2 separate regions of the Mus musculus genome follow, and region 1 is linked to region 2. Evidence: chromatin loops called from intact Hi-C (ENCODE). Cell type or tissue: left cerebral cortex. All regions are shown on one strand.

Evidence for each region. A loop is a pair of places that touch in the nucleus more often than their neighbours do. Peaks named below come from ENCODE experiments on the same cell type or tissue, not always from the same donor. Only the 100,000 strongest peaks of a DNase experiment are listed, where the experiment ranks them.
Region 1: a loop joins it to region 2, with 2.5 times the contacts of the local background. A loop is called at or near these places in 13 of 42 quality-filtered maps.

Annotation. Positions count from the first base shown.
Region 1 is chr13:46,175,869-46,183,868 of GRCm38, reverse strand. No RefSeq gene overlaps it. Among named protein-coding and RNA genes, the nearest start is that of Stmnd1, 94 kb to the left of the region's middle. In left cerebral cortex, a CTCF peak has its summit at 821; DNase peaks (open chromatin) are centred at 830, 2,345 and 3,073; H3K4me3 peaks cover 973 bases; H3K27ac peaks cover 1,222 bases.
Region 2 is chr13:46,254,925-46,262,924 of GRCm38, reverse strand. No RefSeq gene overlaps it. Among named protein-coding and RNA genes, the nearest start is that of Stmnd1, 15 kb to the left of the region's middle. In left cerebral cortex, a CTCF peak has its summit at 4,900 (motif pointing right); DNase peaks (open chromatin) are centred at 4,899 and 6,847.

The DNA of each region.
Region 1 (8,000 bases), 79 kb after region 2:
TATGCTTTCAAGGTCCTTGTCCAGATTGTTGAAGTTAGTCTGTTCTGCACACCACTTCTCAATAGTCAGAGTTTCTGTCAACAGCCCCGGTATGTAACACAGTTCTACATGATTGGCTAAAACCAACAGATGGTCTCTCTCAGTTTTAGAAGCCCATGCTTTTGACTTCAAGCTCCCAGCATGGGCCATGCTCACCTGAAGGATCCATGGTAGACCTCTTCCTTGCCTTGGTTAGCTGCTGGTGATCCCTGGCAGTTCTCAGAACCCTTTGGCTTATAGTTATACCCCTCTGACTTCTGCTCTGTCTCTCTCTGTGACCTTTTCTTCCTTGCTGTAGCTGTCCATCTGTTTTTCCTTCACCCAGCCTTTATGTAAGAATACCAGGCACAGAATTAAGGGTCAACTTTTGGGCGGCATGACCTCATTTTAACTAATTATGTGTAAAACAACCCCATTTTGACCTATGATTACATTCTGAGGTTCTGGGATGGCATTCATGTCAGAAAAGACATCATTTAAGTCAAGCCCTTGTCTGCGTTCCCATCATCGATGCCCTGAGAACCAGAGATGGTCTTTTCTTCATCGGAATTCGAGAGTCCCCTTAGTGTTTTTAATCTTCACAGTGGTTCAGGACTTGGATTCCGTTTTGGAATCGTAGGCATCAGACTTCTTGATGAGGGAGCGAGCATACCTACCTTGATCATGAAGGCAAGATGTGGAAACTGTAACCAGTTATGCTACCTTAGTCCAAGCACAGTTCTTGCAAAGACTCACAGGAGTAGGGCTTATGGGAGTCTCTACATCCAGTAGTTCCTATCCCAGCCTCTAGATGGAGAACTAGAGACTTAATAACTCTAAATCCTAAAAATAATTTTCCCGAGTCCTTGTAACAAAGGATTAAGAGCTACGGGCAATTAACAGCTGCTGAAAGACAGAGACTCTGCCTCCTCCAGGGACAGCTCCCTGACAGGTTATCCAATCCCGAATGGTCAGTCCTAAACACGCACACGTATGAGCTCAGCAGACTCAGTAGGTTGCATTTGCATATACGTATGTGTGTATGTACATGTGTGTGTAATAATGACACTTAAGTAAGAAGAGGTCATGAATCTGAGAAAGGATGGGGAGGACATAGGAAGAGTTGGGAGGATGGAGAGAGAGGGCTGGAAACGATGCAAACACAACACTAAGGCATGAGATTCTCAAAAAGAGAAAGCAAACAAACAAATAAAATCCTCCCTGGGGTGGGGGTGGGGGGGCGAGGAAAGAAAGAAAAAGAGAGTTTTCCAGCAAACTTAGATCCCTAGATTCCTGAATTTCATCCAATTGAAACCTGATGATTATTGCTATTGGTGGGGATCACAGAGTCTGTGTGTTTGCTGTGAAAGTATTTGAGTTCTGTGAACTGGAAGACAGTTTATAATTACTCCCCTCCTTTGCTCTGCTACCTAGAGCCATTCACCAGTGCTTTGGCCCTGGGCTGTCAACTCTCCTTTTCCCAATTCCCAGTTTTAGTTTTCCCTTTGCCTCGCTTACTGGGGAGTCAGGTCTTAATGCTGTTGGCTGCTTGTGCCTTTTCTCCTTGTGTACAGTCACAGGAGGAGGCCTGGCCTTCAGCTTGCTTACTCAAGAGGGGTGACTGAGGGCTCAGCAAGACAGACAAACAGACCCACTTGTCCTTCCATCAGTGTGTGGGTCCAATGACCCCAAATGTCCTCCTAAAGTTTGTGTTGAAACCTTAAGCCCCAACCCAGGGTATTTGCCCTGGTTACTACAACCTAGTTACTTTGCACGTGTTCCCTTGGAGGGGATAATGGGATCCTGGCCCTTTCTCCTCCATCTTTCCTTCTTCCTGCCATCAGGAGGCAAACAGACCTCTTCTCTCCACGCTTCTGCCATAATGCACCCTGTAAGCTTGAACTGGAGACTCGGAAACCAAGAGCCCCAACAAACCTTTCCTTCTTTTAAAGTTGATTATCTCAGGTATTTTGTTAGAACAACAGAAAGCCGACTAATAAGATCCGTGGCCCGCCCGCCGTTGTGTGTAAGAAGGACTTAAGTCACTGACAACTTGGGAATCCCCACTCCTGTTTCTTGTTCCCACGAGGAGGGCATGAAAACAGGCAAGGTAGCCACTACCTACATCTTCAGTAACTTTCTGAAGTGGGTCTCCCTTCCCCTCCATCTTACCTTCTAAAGCTAAAGCAGTATCCTACCTTCCGTCAAGAGCTCACAGGAGAAAACCTGAGGCAAATCCAGAGAACTGAGGTGGACATCAGACACAGAAGCACAGTGAGGACTATTTACAGACTGACAGGCCCCACCGGGAGGGAAGTGTAAACAGAGCTATTTGTTCAGCAAAGGAATTGTCTTTCCGCATTTCTATTTTCATTCGTCAATGCTCGAAAGAGCATCTTGTCAGTCCTGGTTTTCCTATCCTCCCACAAATTTGTGTTCTACAATGCCTCTGTTTCTCCAACCATTGATTTCCCTTTATAATCTGTCTCGGCTCTCTCTCCCTCTGCTGGGATATTTATGACCGAGTAGCTTGTATGCTGCTGGCCATGCATCAATTTACCTTTGAACACATTCTATTTCCTCCGCAGCTCTCTCCTCAATAGCTTTATCCTGCTTCACTTCCCCGGCATTTGCTCCATTCTTCCAAAATTAGCTCCACTAAAATGTAATGTCTCTAGTTTCCCCCTTCTGCTGTGGCTTCAATTCTCCCTGGTATAAACATAACTATTATTAGCCAATCTTTTTGCTGTGGCTAAGTCTGTGGCTAGACGCCACTACTTCCTCTAGCTATGCCCTTGGTCCGAAACCCTGGCAAATAATAGCAGATCTTGCTTGCCTTGTGCTAACGGATGGCATGAATAGCTGGCCTGTTTGATGGACGGTGGCTATTGTATAAGTTTTAACTGCTTGCGGAATGTCCTGGTTTGTCACAGAGCACAGGGCGTCCAGCTAACTCCTCCTTTTCCTGGCACTCTCAGCTCTGCTAAAGCTGCTATGACAGCACATCTTGCAGTTAAAACACAAATTCCCTTTGGGCCAGTAAAAATGAAGGCACGGAGGAAGTTCATGGGCTGGTGTTTATTTTGAGTCTTTTTTAATGTGCTACGTTTTGTGATGACTACGCATTCACGTGGACCCTGCACACGCCTCCTTTCAGCCCTTTCAGGATGCTCGCCTTGCAGATGCTCATGCTGTTCTCTGTCTCCACTGTCCTCAGGATGTTTTTGTATAGCATTGAATTGAGAGCATAATTTGATGGACAGGATGGAAAGACTGATGAAAAAAAATGTGTTGCTGTTTCTGCTTCCAACCTTCTGGAAGAGTGGAAAAACACTCACCTTCCTCAACATTCACTGTGCTACAGCTGCCAAATTACCTAAGAGGACCTAAGAGCCAGTTGGCTTCTAATGTGACAGCAAGCTTTTTTTTTTTTTTAAAGAAATTATGCATTGCACTGTCTGTTTCTGTCTAGAGCAAGTTCCGTGTAATAAGAATGGTAATTTACTTCTTCTTAGCCCCTATTCATTCAAGAACCTTGAAGTGCTTCCGACTTCTATCCCTTCTGTGGAAACACACAGCCAGGCAAGGATGGATCAGGTTAGAACATTTGTGTGGCCAGTTCTTGGTAGCCTGAGTCTCAACCAACAGGAAGGCTGGCCTTCTCTTGGCCAGAGCCTTCATCTTTTCCCACCACCTTCCCTCTGCACACTTGTTACCTCTGCCAAGCCACAGCTTTCCTGGTGAACTTTGAGGAGCTGCCTCATCCTCTCCAATGTACTCCCCAACTCTCCATGTTTCCCCCACCTGGCCCAGACTCTAAGAAAGACCTTGTTGGAATCCTTTGAAGTCTCCAAGGCATCAGAAGCCCCGCTGTTTCCCTGTTTCTATCCTGCCCTCACTGGTATGGATTTGAGTATGGGTAGTCAGGCAAGCGTGAAGATAAGAAGAAAGACAACAGCTATCCTATGGACCTTTCTTTTCTTATACATCAGTTCTGTAGCCCCACCTAATATTTATAGCTCTTAATAAGAACAATAGACAGGACAAACTGAGAAATACATTGATTCGTTCCTTCCCGCAGGTTTCCATTTGTGTGCAGGGCACAAATGTACACTCTGTACTGTTGGAGACACGTTGCCTGCCCTTGTAGAACTCATTTATGCCTAGCAGGAAGATGGGGCTGAAGTAACCTATCCAGGACCTTGTAGACAAAAGTACCAAGTGCTGTGTAAAGAGAGACCAACAGATGCGCTTGGAAGACTTGAGAGATGTTATGACTGAGTCTAGAGAAAGAAGATAGATTGTAAAGGAGATATGGGGTTGGCTCAAGGGCAGAGTGGAAGCAGAAGCCATTTAAGAGGGAAATGGTCAAGCGATCAGGTGACATTTCCTATCAGCAGGTCTCAGTTGTGGATGAAAAGTTCTACATTGGTCAAAATATGAAGGATGACCATTGAGCAGGAAGGGGTATCCGCCAATAGGACAGATGGCAGATGTCTTCCTCCATCACTCTCCACCTTCTTCTGTATTTGAGGCAAGGTCTCTAACTGGTCTGGAACTAATCCATTCTAACAGGCTGGCTGATCAGTTGGCTCCATATATCCTCCTGCCTCCAGCTCCACAGCACTGAAGTTGCGGGCACACACTACCACATTGGGCTTTATACATAGGTGCTGGGGGTCTGAACTCAGGTCCCCTTGCTTGCACCACAAACACTTCACTGAGCCCTAAAAGCACAAGATAGGCACTTTAAAGGCCTTAATTCAAAGACAGGAGATTTTTAATTAGAATATTAAAACAAATCCATAAAATCCAACTGTATAATTTGGCAGCAGAAGGAAGCTTAACTTTGAATGGCTCAGACATTGGCCCTCATCTGATAAATATCTTCTTGCCTCTGTTAGCACAGCTCTCTGGGAAGCCAGATCATCACAGGGAGGTTGTTCAACACAGGATCCAAATTAGGTTAGAACTTTCAGTGGCGTAGGGTCTGGTAGCTCATCATCATATCTCTTGCTAGGAGGGGCTGTGGCATACTTTCCTTAAGCCCTTAAAACATCTTTATCCGGACTCAGTGTTTACATAATTCCTACCTATTTTTTTCAGTATACCTTTTCTTTTTACATCAGTCTTTATTTATTTCTTCAAACCCTGTCATTGATTTCTCAAATACTTGTGCACACAGATGGACCACTGCCACCATTTGCTATTTCTTGGGATCAACAGCCTCCCTCCAAGTTTAATAGAAATACAGATTCCGACACTTTTTGCAGCCCATGAGCCAAGCTCAAGTACCCTTCAGCCCTCATTATAGCATGGATTGTTATTTAGAAGTTAACCAGCTGGAAATTCTTTGCAGAGCAGCCTCTGATGACTGAACACGGTCATTTTATTTCTCTGTCACAAATGCATCCTTTTCCAAAGGTGAGTAATTTCAATTTTCATGCGGGGGATGCTAAACGTGCAGGGCTTTCTGGTAGAACGGCATCCCGTGCAGGGGTAAACGAGGGCGGCCAAGTCAAGGAATGGTGACAGTCCTTTCTTCCCTGCCTTTATCTCTCCTCTTGTATTTCTTCCCCAGATTTCACTCTACTCGACTCAAGGGCTATGTGACAATTCCTACCAAAGTAGCAAATCAAAGCCCGGTGTGAACAGGAAGCAGCAAGCGGGCAGAAAGACGGATGGGACGAGATTCTTCCTCCGTGTCTTCTATGCTTCATGACTATCCCGTTTTTCTTCCTGATGCTGTGACCAAAAGCAATTTAGGGAAGAGAGGATTTACTTTGGCCCAGAGACTCGGAGAGACAAAGAGTTCCATCAGGGTGGAGAAGACATGGCGATAGCCAGGGAATGCATGGTGACAGGAACAGGGAGAGGACTGATTGTATCCCACCACGACGGGAAGTGGGGGGAGAGAGAGAGGGAGGGGGAGAGAGGGAGAGAGGGAGAGAGGGAGAATCGGAAGTGGGGCCAGGCCATAAACCCTCGAAGCCCTTCCTTTGAGAAGTTCTTCCCCCTCCAAGGCTCCGCTTCCTAAAGGCTCTATCATGCTCCTGAGTACAGCACCACCAGCTTGGGAATGAGCATTGAAACATACAAGCTTATGGGAGTATTCCATATTCAAACCACAGTGGTCCGCAGCCAGCCTTCATCTGTTGTCACAATTCCTCATTCCGTCTTTCTTGTGCCCTCTGCTTCCAGTAGCTTCTCAGTTTCCCTTTGCTGCCTTCTTGACTGCATCTACCCTCAGTTTGTCTTCTCTCTTCTTTCTTTCCTATCTAGAGATGAGGGCAGAGATGCACACACATGCATGTGCACATGGGTGTGCAGGTGTACAGATTGCATCAGAATAGACTTGCTTGTACTGAAATCCAGGGAGAAACCCATCTGCCCATTACCCCAGAAGTAGGTTCTAGGAGGGAGATAGGACGAATGGGACCCTCACCTAGAATTCCATCCTTCTCTCTGTGTGATTTTCTTTTTTCTAGATAGGCCTTCCCACTGTGTTTGATTTCCTTTTTCTTTCAGGAAGGAGACCAAGGTAGGATGTCATAAGTGTGTGCCTATGTCATCCTCTTCCATGTGTTCTAAGAACTAAAGTGACAGAGGCCAGCTCTGGACTTAGGCCAAATTCCCTGAAACACTGTATCATCTCACTTCAGCCAACGATTTTTTTTCCTGACTTATTTCCCAAGTAACAACCAGCATTAGGACCCAAGTCCTCTTCCGACACTGTAGGGATGGATAATGGACAGAAGATTCCACAGAGGCCTTTGAGTGACTCTGATTTCATGTAACTTTGGTAACAAAATCATTTTTATTTGAACAAGTAAATAGACAGTCACTTATCAAAAAAAAAAAATAGTCAAGTTTCTTACGGTAAATACCCAATAAATGAAACAGTTAGTCATAGCAACATTGTATGCCTCATGTTGTGCTTCTAGCTATATAAAATATCTCCAAATAGTCTTTGTGATGAAGGGCCCAGGGTTACCACGTCTCCTTTCTAGTACATGGTCCCAGTGCATTATTGCAGCACCCCAGTGTTCAGACATAAATGCTAAAAGCAGCAAGAAAAGGAAATTTCTAGCTTGAAATAAAAACAGGTTGGCAGTTTGAGTGTTGAAGTAAGAGGGACAGGCAGTATTACCTGCTTCAGAGACACCGTTCCCCTTCTTGTATTTGCACTGAGAACACCTGTGCTGAGATGGGATATCTATCACCACGCCCCCTTGCTCTGCCACGCCCCTTGCTCTGCCACGCCCCTTGCTCTGCCATGCCCCCTTGCCCTCATCTTCCCCTGTTCTCCATAACTGCTCTGTTCCCTTCACAGATGTCCTCAGGCTCCTTTTTCACTGCTTGACAACAGTCCAAAGGTATCACCTGCAGCCTGAGGCACATCCTCACAACCTTCAAGCCTGTCTCACAATGTGCATAAGTTCACTCTCCACCAGCTTTCATTGCTAAGGGTCTTCTCTGCAGCCTTGCAGACTAAATGATCATGGTCGAAGAAGATACATTTTAATGTAGCAATCTTGCTCATTTAAAACAGCGAGATCAAGTATCCTGGCAGTGTCGGGCTAAGACAGTGTGTAAATACAGGGTACATACTGGCAAAATGTACTAGGTGGATCTGTGTATCACAATAGAATAGATAGATAATATATAGATAATAGGTAGATAGATAAGTATGTAGGTAGGTACATATATGTAGGTAGGTAGGCAAGTAGCAAATAGATAGTTGATTGATATAGATGTTAGATGATAAGCAAATAGAATAGCTATTCAGACAGACAGATTAGATAGATAATAGATAGATAGATTATAGATAAATAGATGGATAGATATAAAAAGAGATACATGCATGTATACATACATATATACATGCATACATATACCAAAAGATGGTTAATGTTGGTTTATACGTAGTCTAGGTTAATTTCTTTATCACGTCAATGACCAACTTAATTTTAATATTAGCA
Region 2 (8,000 bases):
GGACCCTGAGGTAACAAGGGCCGGGTGGCAGCATTGAATCACCAGAGACAAGGTGATTGTAGCTATTATAATAGACAGTATAGACAAAACAATGTTTATAATGACCTAGCCCATAATGGTCAGCACTGGAGAGGTGAAATTTATAATGGCATGACTCATTCGGACCTTTGGTATCGGCTAACCAATTATGGTGTTTCCAGGCTCGAAATAAATAAGAAGCCTACTGCAATTCTGTTTGATCTGTATAAATCCAAAACTTCTCAAACAAATGAAAGAAAGACTATGTTGGATTGTGGCAAAAGGCAATCTTGGCCAGTGACTCAATTTCCAGACTTGAGCTAGTTTGCAGACCTAGAACCCCTTGAGTAAAGGGGTGGGCAGGTTCCCCTGAGGAAGGATCTTGATAAGATACCTAAATGTTTTGCTGTTAGCCTTTCTCAAATTCTTTCCCAGAGGGACCCACCGCCTTTTACAAGGGTAACTGTACACTGGGGGAAAGGAAATAATCAGGCTTTCTAGGGTCTGTTGGATACTGGCTCTGAATTGATGCTGATTCCAGGAGATCCTAGGAGATTCCAGGAGAAGGCATTTGCTAGATCAATAGTTGCATATCAGGTACCAGGAGATGTGTTAATAAGAAACATTGTGGCATTCCAGTTAAAGTAGGGGCTTATGGAGGCCAGGTGATTTATGGAGTTTTCGCTGATACTCCCAGTATGTCCAGTAGGTCCCCAAACACATCCTGTGATCATTTCCCCAGTTCCAGAATGTATAATTGGGATAGATATACTTAGAAATTGGCAAAATTCTCACATTGGTTTACTGACCTGTGGAGTGAAGGCTATTATGGTTGGAAAAGTTAAATCGAAGCCTTTTTTGAGTTGCTTCTGCCAAAGAAAATAGTGAATCAAAAACAGTATCGCATTCCTGGAGGAATTACGGAAATTACTGCCACCATCAAGGACTTGAAAAATGCAGGGTGGTGGTTCCCACCACATCTCCCTTTAACTCTCCTACCTGGCCAGTGCAGAAGACAGATGGATCATGGATAACAACAGCTGACTATCGAAAACTAAATCAGCTGCTGTAGCAGACATAAGTTTCCTTACTTGAGCAAATTAGCACATCTCCTGGTTCCTGGTATGAAGTTATTGATCTAGCAAATGCCTTCTTCTTAGTACCTGCCTATAAGGACTGCCAGAAGCAATTTGCTTTCAGTTGGCAAGGCCAGCAGTATATCTTTATAGTTTGCCTTAAGGATATATTAACTCTCCTGCCCTGTGCCATAACTTAGTTAGAAGGGATCTTGATAGTCTTATCTCTTCCACAAAATATCTCATTGGTGCACTATATTGATGACATTATGCTGATTGGACCAAATGAGCAGGAGGTAGCAACCACTTTGGACTCATTGGTAACACACATGCTTGTTGTGGATGGCCCTGGTGATGCCTGTATTTTGATGCTAATTCTGCTTTCCCAGGAGGGGTTGTCTGGAATGAGGAATGAGCCACCTACTCAGGCGACTTCTTGTGAACCTTCCCCCAATGAATAAGGGGCCAATCACTGGGCACGTAGGTGGAACTTCCGGGTTGGATGGAGGAAGAGAGTAAGCAGGAGAGAGTGAGGGGCTTTTTGATGGGAATAGCATAAGGACAAGATGGAGCTGCTAGTGTCTTCCAGTTTCTATGGTAGAACCGCCAGGATTTGCCACTGGAGGATTTAGATTTAATATGGCTTACAAAATTAGGATTCTAGTTGTTGTGCCCAGAGATTGAGTTACCATTGTTTCTGAACTAAGTTTGTGTGGCATTTCTCTTCATGCAGCAGTTTGACTGGGTTCCAGAGAGAAAGGTAGGGTGGCAACGCGTGGGTTTGCCAGATGTGCACCACAAAAGGCCGTGGGGGGGGGTTTAAAGCATGTGGCTGGTGTGGTAGCAACCTGCCAGTGGGAACTTAGTGACCTGGGTGGAGAGATTTTGGAGCTCCGAGTCATAGAGTCTCCATGAGATAAGAACAGGTCAGCCATTGTCTGCCAGAGCATAGGAAATATATATATATATATTTATTTCCTACAACATATGTGTATCAGAGGATGGAAGCTAAATCTAACCAAAATTCTTCCTCAGTGAAATTCTTAGGAGTTCAGTGGTGTGGGGCATGCAGATATATCCCTTCTAAGGTGAAAGATGAATTATTGCACCTGGCCCTTCAGACCAATAGGACAAGGAAAAGGCAAGGTTAAAAGTAAAATTACTCCAACTGTACAATTACCATATATCAAGATACCATGATAACTTCCCATAGCCTTTTCTCCTGGTGCATCATGGTCCAGAGAATTCAATCGCCCATCCTTGTGGAGTCATGGAAGAGGTGTTTTCTGTCCTTAAAAACAAATGACATTATATGCAACCTGGCTGTCAAGTCCTTGGACCTGGGGCACCAGACAGTGTGGGACAGGGAATCCCTGTGAAATGGACACCACCCGGGTGAGCCTCTACCCAAGTGTCTGCCCAGAGGAAGTCTCCAAGCTATAAAGACTGAATGGGGAATACACCTGAGTGGAGTCTAGGAATGGGCAAGGGACTCAGCTGAGAAGAGAGGCCAGGCAGGACAAGGATGGCTCGGATTTGTAAGAGCGCCAGAAGCTCAGGTTAGCCAGAGGAAGGGTTGTGGAGAGTTGCAGAGGCTGGAGTAGTGAAGACTCATTTACATTAGTGCAGGAGAGAGTTACCCAAAGCAGAGAGGGAAATTCCTAAAAAGAAGCAGAGAGGAGGGGGCATAGAGTTGTGGGTACCCATTCACACCAGTCAGACTGGAAGACAGATTTAGTAGTGGGAAAAAGTTAGCCTTTCCCTCTTTACTGCTTGATCTTACTTAACATGCTGTAAAAGGAAGGCCCAGCGTTGGCATGCTGCATAGCTGCAGAATGATTGCCTCGTATGCATGCATGCAAAATGCACCTAGTGCCAAATAAGAGAGAAAGAAGCAAGACCTGAAACCGAGCCCAAGCAATGAAATTGCACACCAAAAACTCAGTTCAGAAATTCTGGACCTGAAACAACCCTGTGACCCCAAAAGTAAAAACTGATTAAATCTGACATCTATCTGACGTCTTGCCAGGCAATGAAGCAGGAAAAGATGGAACCATAATTCTAGGAGACCAGTGGGACCTTTTCCAGGAATAGTATGCATGTTTGAATTCTAAACCAAGACACTAGCGTTTGTTCTAGTTTCCTTTCTGTTGCTGTGATGAACAACCACAGCAATTTAGAAAGGATTTTTCTGGCACTTCCTCCTTGTCATAGTCTATCACTGAGAGAAGTCCAGGCAGGAACTCAAGCAAGATCTTAAAGGGGAAGTCGTGGACAAACACTGATGGCTGGCTTGTCCTAAGACACATGCTTCATCTCTCCAGGAATGTCACTTCCCAAGTAGGCCGGGCCCTCCTACTATTATTATCAATTAATAATCAATTATAAGTAATCAGTCTTGTTGACCCCAGACATGTCTACAAGCCAATCAGATCTGGTTATTTTCAAAATCAAGACCTCCTTCTCAGGTGACTCTAGGCTGTGTGTCAAATGGACAGTTAAATGTCACCAGGACACATGTTTTATTATTATATCACGTACACTCATAGACTCATAGAATCAGAGAGAATGAATAGGAACATGAGAAATATCAAAAAGATCCGAATGGGCTTTTCTATTTTTTCTTTCTTTTTTCTTTTTCTTTTTTGTTTGTTTGTTTTAAAGACAGGGTTTCTCTGTATAGTCCTGACTGTCCTGGAACTCACTGTGTAGACCAGACTGGCTTCAAATTCACAGAGACCCACCAGCCTCTGTCTCTCAAGTGCTGGGATCAAAGGCATGTTCTACCACGGCCAAGGCCAAATGAACTTTTGAATCTGAAACTTTCATGTATGAGATTTAAAAAAAACAAACTGAATTCAATGGGATTAACAACCTATTAGATACTACTGAGGAAAATATGAGAGACCTAGAAGACATAGCAATGAAATTACTCCAAGTAAAACTTATGAAGGAAAAGATTAAAACCCCCAAAGGTTATCATGCACTGATGGATAACTTCACACACCCCAAATATATATATATATATATGTATGTATAACTGGAAAATACATTGAATGGCATAAAGTCATAGCACAAGACCAGGAAGGGAGAAATGAAAACATAATTGAAGTAAAGAAAAAAAGCATGGTAATATCTTTGGATAAGTTTCCAAAGATTAAAAAACCAATTTCCCCAAACAAACAAAAACAATGCCACAGCACCTTCCCCTCCCCCCTCAAAAAAAACCTACTCTTCCAAGTAACTGACAGGTTAGTTGTGTGTGGTATCTAGCTCATGTCTGCAGTCTCAGCTCTTGGAGGCTGAGGCAGGAGAATAGATGCCAGTTTGAGCTAGCCTGGGGCACATAATGAGTTCTAAGGCAGCCTGGGCTCCTTAATGAGACTTGTCATAGAAGCCTGAAGCCACTTGAACAACAACACTTCCTAAGGACATGTGGCAATGGTTGCCCGTGATTTCAGAAGTCTCGTAGTTGGCAGTAGTTAGTTCTGTGATCTCATACATAATTTTTCCTGTCTGAACATCTAAGCATGGACCTACCAGCTCCTGTTGGATTCTTTTCCAAAACCAAATAGCTATGCCAATTGTTTATTGAGACAGTGCCAGAGAAGGGACAACAATGTTTTCAGGTCTCCTTTAAGAAAAGGGTGCTGGTTGGGGCGGGGGAGACTCCCTTTCTAGCTTTACTCTGAGACAAGTGAAGGTGAGGACTCTCTCCCAGCCCTCTGTGGAAGCTGGAGTCCTTCTGGACTAACAGTGGCTTTTGGGATGCTGCTGCTGTGATTAAGTCACCAAGAGCCACTGGGGGGCGATATCACCGCACCGATACTGAGTGCTACTCTTGCTTTTACTGTGTCCAAAGCTCTGAGTAAACTTAGGTGGTGGGTGATCTGGTGCATCTGTCTATGCTACAATTAAGTCCTAATGCACTAATTATGTCTCCTCTCAAAGTAACAGTGATAATCAGTGGAAGCAGCCAATACAGCCCGGCAGACTTCTGAGCTGGGTGCATTTGCTCCCTTTTCTTGTTTCCCTTTTATAGAGGACTCTTTGGAAGAAAGTGGGAAATGCCTGGGCAGCAGGTGGAGATGCCTAAGAGGCAAGTTTATCAATATACTCGAGACCAGCCACAGGGTGATCTTCCCAGCATCTTTCTCAAAGAAACATGCCTGGAGTCAGACGTTTGGAGTCCTATTTCTAAGAGCTCTGACTATCCTTTAGCTCCTCCATGAGTCTGCTACATTTAATAGAGGCTTCTTAAGTTCCTAATATAGGCTTCAGGTACTGTGTCCTGCAGAGATAGCCGTAAGGATACAATGTAAGCAGTAAGGATACAATGTAAGCAGTAAGGATACAGAGTAGTCCCTGCTCCAAGGTACCAGAGTCTGGTGAGGATGAAGACAACAGATTAATGATCAAATCTCTAGTCTCAAATCCCACAGATGACGTGAGGAAGAGTCTAAGTGCCTGTGAGATGGTCTAGCACAGGAAGGGATGGTCAGAAACTGATATCTGAGGGACAGATGAAGGAGCAATGCTCTAGGTTGTCCCCAAGGAAACCTGGATTAACCAGAGAGACATGATGTCCTTTAATGACAGGGCACTCTCCAGATAATGTTAAGAGTTTGAGATCTTTTTTTTTTAATTTGGAAAATTAAATGTTGAGTGATCCATTCATATCTTTGCAAGGTCAGTCTGGCTTCTGTTTTTGGGAAAAATGTTTGGAAGGGAACTGGGGTCAAAGCAGCGGGAATAACGAAGAGACAGGGAGACAGTCTCATCATCAGGAGACATGTGACAAATGCTTCACAGAGAAGAGAGGACAAAACAGATCCCAGACACACAGTGAGCAAAGCAGGTGAGGCAGGAGCGAGGCGTCAAAGGTGACCCTTTAGCATCTGACGTGGGATGTGGTGGAAGGAGGTGACATTTACTGAACTGGGGAAGAGGGGATGATGAACAGAAGAAGACCGAGGGCTCAGTTTCAAACATGATCATTTTGGATGTCAGGAGACATTCGAGTGGGGGAGGTAAGGGGTTGAGGGAGATGATGTAAGGTCAAGACTCAGTCTTAGGAATCACCAGTGAAAAGCCCCAGAAATAGATGAGATTACCTCAGGGACACTACAGCAAGTGCACTAAGAACCCAGGAGGACCAGCTAAGAACCAGACCTTGTGGCTGGGGGGGGGGGGGGGGCAGTGTATAGAAACGGAGGGAAGATCTTTTCAGATGGAGTCACTTGGGTCAGGAGAACTTTCACAGTACACTCTAGAGTCCCCTCAGTAACTAAAAAACATTATTCAGTTAATCCAAAGGATGTATAATCCAGCTTAAAGTTTGAAAAGGAAATGGCACATGAGAGTCAGAAGTAATATTGATGTCATATTGGATTTCCACAGCTGCGATTGAATGCCGGTCATACACAACCAAAAAGTCGAAGGGTCCATTTGGGCTCACTGTCTTAAAGGATTTTTGTCTGTGGTCATTTGACTTGATGGGTTTGGGCAGCAGAGCACTGGAATGTCTTCGTTTAACTGTTGACAGGAAGTACAGGGAAGCAGACAGGAAGAGGTCAGGGCAAACATACCTCAAAGGGCAGGAGTCTGGCGACCTACTTCTGTAGCCAGGCCTAACATCGTAAGGTTTTCAGAAATTCCTCAAATCGCACCTCCAGCTGAGCGTTCACTCATGAACCCACTGGGGGAACATTTCATAGTGAATCATAACAGATGGGTTGTGGATTTAGACTCGAGAGGTAAAAATTTAAAACTTGGAAGGACGCTTTCAGGATTTTAGAACACTAAACATATCTTTAAACACACAAGTAGAGAACAACTGTCCAGGATAAGAATGATAAATACAACTTTTAGTGTTTAAATCTAAGAACTGTTTCACGGGGACTTGTGGTCTGAGTTCAGCCTTGCAGCTGGGGTGTATGAGCGCTGCTTGGGCAAACAAAGGGGTGGGGCTAGGCTACATACCATCCTTATCACCATCAGGGTGCAGGGATGGCAGAACTGAGCCTAAGATGGGGGCCCCAGCCAGGGTAAGAAACTACGCAGGCTGAGGATCCCTAGTTCCCGGGCACCCAGGTGCTGATAGGAACCTCGAAGAGTTGGGATTGTGATGAGCAGGCAGGGGTTGGGGTGGTAGGGCGAGGATGGGGTGTTGGGGGAATCCAGCTTAGCTCAGGGTGAGTGTCTGGAGTGCTAGAGGCCTTCTGCAGGGGACTTATTTGGTGAGGCTCTGTATGATGAAGCCTCTCTCCTCCCCCATGGCGGTTCTTGATGGGAGAGATGGTCCTTGTCCAAACTATTTACAGGTAGTAGAAAATAGATATGTAGGAGTTACTCAGGGTAGACCAGAGATTTAATACCTTTTACAGAAAGGAAGGTCTGGAAAGAGAAGCTTATTGACCCACCAGGGCCTTTCTAGATACTTCATTAACATGGAGAACTCTTTGCTTTGTACTGTGTCACTAGTTGAAACGATCCCCATGAGGAGTGTCGTGGCCATGTGCCCCAGGACAGGAACCAGGTCAGGAATAGATAAAATGCCTACCATTCTCAGACACGGAAATTACCGGGGTTTCTAAATCCACTCAACCTTCCCAGTTTTTGTCTGGTGACACTGTTCCACCGGCACCACAGGGGCTGGAGCAATTGCTGAGCTGTTATGAGCCCATACTGCTCTTTGCAGAGAACCAGAGTTACATTTCCAGAACCCATATCAGGCGGCTCAAAACTGCCTGAAACTTCAACTCAAGGGGACTCAGCATACTTCTCTGGCCACGCACGCACGCACGCACGCACGCACGCACGCTCGCACGCTCGCAGACACATACAGTCACAAAGCCAAAATGAGTTGACTATCTCCACCAGGGATTCTCCAATGCCACCTCTAGG